Linked DNA regions of Mus musculus: region 2 is linked to region 1. Evidence: chromatin contacts called from ENCODE Hi-C or POLR2A ChIA-PET data. All regions are on one chromosome and are shown on one strand. The core of a region is the stretch at or near the end of the contact, and the rest is flanking DNA. Distances in the headings are between cores, read along the strand shown. Region 1 holds the start of Lmbr1 (limb region 1). Region 2 holds the start of Il6 (interleukin 6).

Region 1 (3,769 bases), core at 154-2,653:
TCCCTGGAGTCTTACAGTGCTTGGCAGGGGAGTGGTGTCCATTTTTGAAGTTGGTTATCTTGGCTAAGTTTAAAAGTGCCAAAGAAAATGAAACAAATAAAACTGAATGAAAGCTGGGTAAGCTTCCATGAATAGCCCTGCAACAGAAATGTAAGGGTTTAAATGGTTGCAGTATTCAATTGGAAAGATGTGAAATACTTTCTGGAATATCTGCCCCAGAGCTACACACCTCAAAAGCTGATGTGTTTATCCTTTGATTTGGACAGATTAGCCCAGGAATCATCCAGATCAGTTCAGGTGGGTATTTAACCTAGCTCCCAGAACGCGGTTGTCCAGGAAAAAGGTCTTTTTCCTTGTTCTTTAGGGCTGAGACATTTAAAGACACGTCAAAGGCAAACTGGTTTGAATTCAGACACGTTGTTGCTGACTGATGAGCCTGCTGTATCGGGAACACACGCTGGGAGCAAGACTCAGGTTCCCCAGGCTCTTCTACCAAATGAACCCAGAATCAAAATTGCAAATAATCCTTTTAATTCCAGCTGTTTTGGCCCAGGCCTTTAATCATGACTCCCCGGAAGCAGAGGCAGTCGGATCTCTTGAGTTTCAGGACAACCAGGACTGCATAGAGAACCCTGTCTAGAAAATCCAAATCAACCAACCAAATACTCCTTTAAATTCCAATTTTAAAACAAAAATTGCATAATGAAGGGAAATGGCTGTGTTGGCATACTTAGTCGTGCCTCATATCAAGGGCGTTGTTTAAGGCCTACAGAGGATCATTAACCATCAGAGCCCATCTTCAGACCTGGGGGCCCTAGGCTATCTCAGTTCTCCAGGACAGCGGCTCTCCTATCTCCGCAGAGGCAGAAGGACTTCAGAGTGCTAAGCTGCAACGGCTTTCCCGCTTTGCACTTGCTTGGGAGAGAAATTTTCCGTAGTAGGCCCTAGGTCTTTAAGGTTGGTCGAGCCCAGTGCTAAACTCAGATTCTGAGAACAAGGGTGGAGCAAGGCGTGATCCAAAAGCCCCGGGGTGATCCAAAAGCTTCAATAAACAAGTGAGGGCGGGTGCACCTGTGCCCGGATCTCCAAATCCCGTTCGCACCAGGGCTTCCGCCTCTAGACCTCATCCCCTGCCTGGAGCTTCGGCCCGCCCTTACTCTGGGCAATGACTAACAAGGCTGGACCACAACACTTCAGGCCCAGCTCCGAGATTTATGTCCTGCTGCAGCACGCGTCAGAAGGCCACTTCAGTCCAGGACCCTAAAAACCCCGCCCCCGTTCCTCCAGTCTCTCTCCAAGGCGCCTAGCGACCTTCGGCCCAGCGCCCCACGCGCAGAGGCGCTCTTCTCTGACGTACGGCGCTCTCAGAGTGACGCACAAGTCCCGCCCCGACCTCAAGCCCCGCCCAGGCTGTGGCCATTCCCCGCCTCTTGTATCTTGAACCGCTTCTCCCTGAGCTCAGGCGGCGTTTTCCGATCCTGCTGCGGTCTAGGTGGCGTTTCTGTCCGGCCACGAGAGACTGTATAGCCCCGCCGCCCGCGGGCAATGGTGCGGCGGAGCGCGCAGACGCGGGCGGCCCTGCGGTGGGTATGAAAGGAGGATGGAAGGGCAGGACGAGGTGTCGGCGCGGGAGCAGCACTTCCACAGCCAAGTGCGAGAGTCCACGGTGCGTGGTCGGGCGGTTCCCTGGTGCTGCGCCGCGCGTTGGACCCAGGAGCGCAGCGTAGACCAGCACGGTCCCATAGTTTCTTCCCGGACCCTTCACGCATGTTGGCCTTCCAGCACCCCACTGGGTCTGCTGCAGACTGACTCCGACGCCCCGCATCACTTGAGACCCGTTCACCTGCTCCCCATCTTCTCACCTCTGTCACCTCCTGCTCTGTCACCCTACTGCTCTCTCCTCTTGTAGGTCTCCCTCGCGCCACCAGCGTTCTCTCCCCTCCTTTCTGTCCTCTCCTTACCTATGTTCCCTCCCCTTCATTCTAACTTCCTATCTTTCTCCTGTCACCTTTATACCCACCCACCACCCCGTACCTATGTCTTCCTTCCGCTGCGTCACCTGTGCTCCTCCCTTTCCCTGAGCTCCCTCCTATCATTTCTGCCCGCTTCCAGTCACCTGTGCCCACCTCTGGTCACCTGAGTTCGGCTCTCCTCCCAACACTTGTAGCCCGTCATCATCGGACCTCCTCAGTCACCTACACTTAACCTGCGTCCATTTCTCCTATACTCTCCCTATGCGTCCATTCAACTCATCTGCACCTTTATCATCTGCTTCACCATCTTCACCTGAGTTTATCCCGCATCTCCTGCTAACTGAGGGTATAGGGTGATGGGTGGCTGCCTCTTTTCTTCTAGCCGGGCGTGGTACCTGGTATCTGGGCTGAGCTTGCTGTGGCTCAGCTGTAAGTACAGACACCTGGCTTCCCAAGCTTCCAGCCCTGCAGTGGCTCTGGCCTCCCACCCGCATCTCCCTATACTCACACCCTCTCTAAACCCCTCTATCCAGGACAGAGTTAAAAACTTCCCGAGGAGTGTAGACAAGTCTTTCGTAGGAAGGGCGAGAGCAGGAACCTACAGTGCTGTCAAACAACTGCTCTGGAAAGGATGGACCCCTTTCATCCTGCTGTTTCTAGCAGGTCAGGAAGCCAGCTTGGCTCCCTAAGGTCTCTTTTGATGAGTGCCTTTCAGGATGCCCTACACTATTGTAAAAGAATTAGTTTGTGTCCCCATAACTCTGCAAAGTATGTTCAAGTTACATATTTGCATTCACCTCTCTTCTAGTTCACGTTCCCCTCTCAGTCACACCCTTGGTTTGAGGGAAACATTCTGGTTCAGTTTGTGCAGTTACTGATTTTGAAAACTGAGAACTGGCTTGCCGAGTCATACTGAAGTAAGAGGAGATGCATTAAATCTGAGTTGATAGAGTTTAGTACAATGTAGTTGGTTAATTTTTATTTTTATTACTTCTTTGATTATTTCATACAATGTATTTTGAGCACATTCATCCCTCCCCAGCCCCTCCCGGACCTCTCTCCACATTCCCAACTTCATGACTTTTTTTTTTTTAAACCATTTGAATCAAATTTGTGCTGCCTTTCCATGCTTGGGTGTGTGGGCATTTATCGGAGGTTATGGTTGACCTATGAGTAGCGCACTTTAAAAAAAAAACTGACTCTTTTTTAGCAGCTGTCAGTTGTCAATAACTCCTCAGATAGGGGTGGGTCTTCATGTTTACTTCTTTCTTCATACTGAGATTTTTGACTGACTTGGGCTTGCCCAGGTTTTGTATGCATTGTTAAAAACCACCCTCAGTTCATTTGTATAGCTGCCATAACTGGAAACCCTGTCATAACTGGAAAACACTGGTTCTATATGGACATCCACTGCTTCTGGCTCTTACAATCGTTTTGCCCCCTCTTCCACAATTGTTTTAAATCTCAGGAAGAGGGGAATGATACAGAATTCCTATTTAGGGCTGAGCATTCATTCTGTAGCCTCATATTCTTTGTACCTTGGCCATTTTGGGTCTCTACACAGAAAGCATCTCTGATGAAGGTGAAAAGATGCACTAATCTCTGGGTTTAACAATAAGTCATTAGGAGTTAGTTTAATATGGTTTTCAGTTAGCAATATAGTAGTAGGTATAGATATAGGTTCTGTCCTAGGGTCTATGACTCTTTACACACAGAGTCTTGTCTCCAATTACAGTGCCAGGTATGAGGTTCATTTTGTGGAGTGGACCTTAAAGCCAATCAGAAAGTATTTGGCT
Region 2 (3,527 bases), core at 598-3,097, 630 kb before region 1:
GTGACAAGTTTCTACCTGATTATATCCAGTTTGGTAGCATCCATCATTTCTTTGTATCTCTGGAAGTTTCAGATTGTTTTCTGCAAGTGCATCATCGTTGTTCATACAATCAGAATTGCCATTGCACAACTGCAAAAGATTACCAGAGCAATCACTTAAACACCTCTTACAACAAGCACCACTAGAGGGCCAAGTCATGCTCTTTCATAGCCAGGACACAGAAAAGGGAAGCTATACCTTCTTAGAACCCTACTAAGCAGCCCAATAAATAAAAATGCACCCTTAGGCTCAGTCCCTTGGCTTTAAGCTTGTTACTCTCCTAAGTATTTCCTATGTTTCAATAAAGAATTATTGATGTCCCTCTTATACATTTGTCTCAAGGATTCAACGATAAAAACTGCCCAGCATAGAGTAGGAACTTGGTAAAGGACAGAAATTTTGATGATATCTTGGGGCAAATAAATTTAAGTCACAGAATATTCCATCTGGAAGGGTCTGTGCCATTATCTGTAACTCCATAATTATGCAGATAAAGAGTACTAAATAGTTGAGGATTTTCCCAAGATTACAAAGTTGGTTCTACACACCCAGACCTAGGCTATTAATCTTGTTTGTGATTTTTTTTTTCCTTTCTGTCAAGCAGAGTCAAAATACTTTTCATTTAAAGATGGGAGATATTTTAATCTAGGTAGGGTTGGTTGGGTTTTTTTTTTCTTGTTTGTTTGTTTGTTTGTTGTTGTTGTTTTTTTTTTTTTTTTTTTTTTTTTGAGAAAGGATCTCTCAATGTAGTCTTGGATATCCTGGAACTCAATATGTAGACCAAGCTGGCCTCTAACTCACAGAGATCTTCCTGCGTGTGCCTCCCAAGTGCTGGGAGGCATCCACCACCATGCCCAGCCTAATCTAGGTTGTGTGTGTGTGTGTGTGTGTGTGTGTGTGTTAGCACTTTATTGGGCTCTATACAATATGCATCTTATCTGGGCTGACCCTAGAGCATCCTGATTTCACACACACAGAACTTACTACATTCAGCCAAAAAGCACTTTCTGGTCCTTGTAGACTTCAAGGGATAAATGAAGGCAAAGAGATAAGGAAAAAGGAATAATGAGGGAAAAGGAATCCCCACCTAAGAAGCAATAGCTAAATTGGAACAGAGAATGGCCCACTGTGAATTTTCTAGAAATGCAGTCACATTCTGTATCTTCCAGACAGGAAAGGAACCCCTTCCCAACCTCCACTCAAAACCAGCAAAGAGGTGAGAAAGAGAGAACACAGTCTAGTCTGACCTTTAGCTTCAAATCCTAAGGGCCCTAGATCCCAGCAGAGAATTTCTAATTCAAGAGCAAAGAGAATGAATGGACGCCCACACTGGGTCTTCATCAGTTTCACAGCCTACCCACCTCTTTTCTCATTTCCACGATTTCCCAGAGAACATGTGTAATTAAGCCTCCGACTTGTGAAGTGGTATAGACAGGTCTGTTGGGAGTGGTATCCTCTGTGAAGTCTCCTCTCCGGACTTGTGAAGTAGGGAAGGCCGTGGTTGTCACCAGCATCAGTCCCAAGAAGGCAACTGGATGGAAGTCTCCTGCGTGGAGAAAAGGGAAAACCGGCAAGTGAGCAGATAGCACAGTTGGGCGCCTGCTGCTAGCTGATGGCTGCTGGCCAACCCACAATGCTGGCTCTCTGCCTCACACTCCTCTCTCACAGTCTCAATAGCTCCGCCAGAGGGCAAGGAACTGCCTTCACTTACTTGCAGAGAGGAACTTCATAGCGGTTTCTGGAATTGACTATCGTTCTTGGTGGGCTCCAGAGCAGAATGAGCTACAGACATCCCCAGTCTCATATTTATTAGGAGTCAACTCTCTAATTTTGAGACTCATGGGAAAATCCCACATTTGATAAAAATCTTTGTTGGAGGGTGGGGGTGGGGCCAGAGTGGGTGGGGCTGATTGGAAACCTTATTAAGATTGCACAATGTGACGTCGTTTAGCATCGAAAGAATCACAACTAGGAAGGGGAAAGTGTGCTTAAGTCATCCTTGAGGCTAGCCCTAAGAAGCATGAGCACTCTTCTTTTTTTTCTTTAAAAGTGACTCAGCACTTGAGCATGTCTTGATGGGAAAGAAAACTGAAATTCACAATGTTTTATAAGGAGAAAGAGAAGCTAAAGCTGATGTTATTTAAACGCAGGCACGCGCGCATGACAGACGACACACACATACACACACACACACACACACACACACACACACACACACACACACACATGAATAAGAGGCTAGGATTCTTTTGTATGTCTGTAAGGATCTACAGATGTTCTGACCTGAGTTTTTTCAGATCATACAAAGACACACACTCCCTCTCCCACCCCCAGCACCCAACCTGGACAACAGACAGTAATGTTGCATATTGCTTGTTTTTCCTGTGTCTTGTCAGGACCAGTTGTTTCTAATGGTTTGTTCACCTCCAAATTTTGTGCAGTTGTTTCCAGGAGTTGCCAGGTGGGTAAAGTGGGTGAAGTACAGAAATATCTTCTGTCTGTTGTCAAGCAATCTTGGCTTCCAAGTCCAAGCCTATTCTCTGCATTCTCCCCAGTGGTCTCTTGGCTATCTTCTTAGTTAAGACCTTTAGTCTCTGTGAGAGTTGCCCTTATCTGTTAGTGCTGATCCCACTGCTGCCAGGACACCCCAAAACATTTCCAGGTCATGCAAGGAGGCTTGAAGGTCTGTTGCAGTCCTCATGTTGTTGAAGTTTCTTTGATTCATGGTATATGGAAGATAAAGATATCGAAGAAGGACCTCATTGTATCTTAGCTAGCTTGTGTTTGAAGCTCCCTTCTACTGGATGACAGGATTTGAATCTGAAGGTGGTACGTCTCACTCTGAATAACCCCTCCAATGCTCAAGTCTTCTAGGCTGGGTCAAACTTAAACAGACTTCTTCCCTTTGGTTAGTTTCTTTTTCAGACTAGTTCCTGGTTTTCTGTCCACCTGTCTCCAGATATCTAGCTAGCATTCAGAATGATTCCAGGCTGAAAGTAGGCTCTGTACATAAAATCCAAAACCATTTACAAAACACACTCTCAGGATCACAATCAGCTTCTTCACTCTGCAGATTGCCTTAAGATTCTTGTTTTCTTATGCTCCCATGTTTAATAGTTCAAGAATTATATATCACTAGCATAGTTTCTCCTAGAATTCAATGTGAAGAAAAAAATTACACTAAAATAAAGAGAACAGCTTTATATCTAGCAGATTAATTTATATTGAGAATGCAAAAGGAGAATATAAGTACACTCTAAAGAATGTAACCCAGTGTAAACACACAGGCGATTAGAGTAGATTAAAATGAAAAGCCGGTTGATTCTTGTGAAGAAATCAGAAGGGGAATAAACTAGGAAGAAAGTTAAAACATGGGTGGACTTAGTGTACATACTAGGTCAGCCTATTGAAAGAAGTGAGTCCACCATTCTTTCACCGTGTGAAGCCCTGGTCTTCACAAAGGGACTAGGGGATTTTAGGTGAAAATG

The links. Hi-C counts contacts between places; a loop is a spot of excess contacts on that map. ChIA-PET counts read pairs that join two places held with the same protein, here RNA polymerase II (POLR2A).
Region 2: a loop to region 1 is called in a map of heart, with 3 times the contacts of the local background. The contact joins the promoter of Il6 here to the promoter of Lmbr1 in region 1. A Hi-C loop is called at or near these places in 1 of 37 maps with a recorded cell type or tissue (heart). POLR2A ChIA-PET finds 5 or more read pairs at or near these places in 1 of 5 experiments (Patski).

Annotation. Positions count from the first base shown.
Region 1 is chr5:29,376,024-29,379,792 of GRCm38, reverse strand. It overlaps Lmbr1 (limb region 1), which reads left to right and starts at 1,403. Exons shown (of 17, transcript NM_020295.3): 1 at 1,403-1,666. The coding sequence starts at 1,601.
Region 2 is chr5:30,011,434-30,014,960 of GRCm38, reverse strand. It overlaps Il6 (interleukin 6), which reads right to left and starts at 1,847. Exons shown (of 5, transcript NM_031168.2): 1 at 1,751-1,847; 2 at 1,401-1,585; 3 at 16-129. The coding sequence starts at 1,769. All of the region lies in intron 1 of A230098N10Rik (a long non-coding RNA gene), which reads left to right.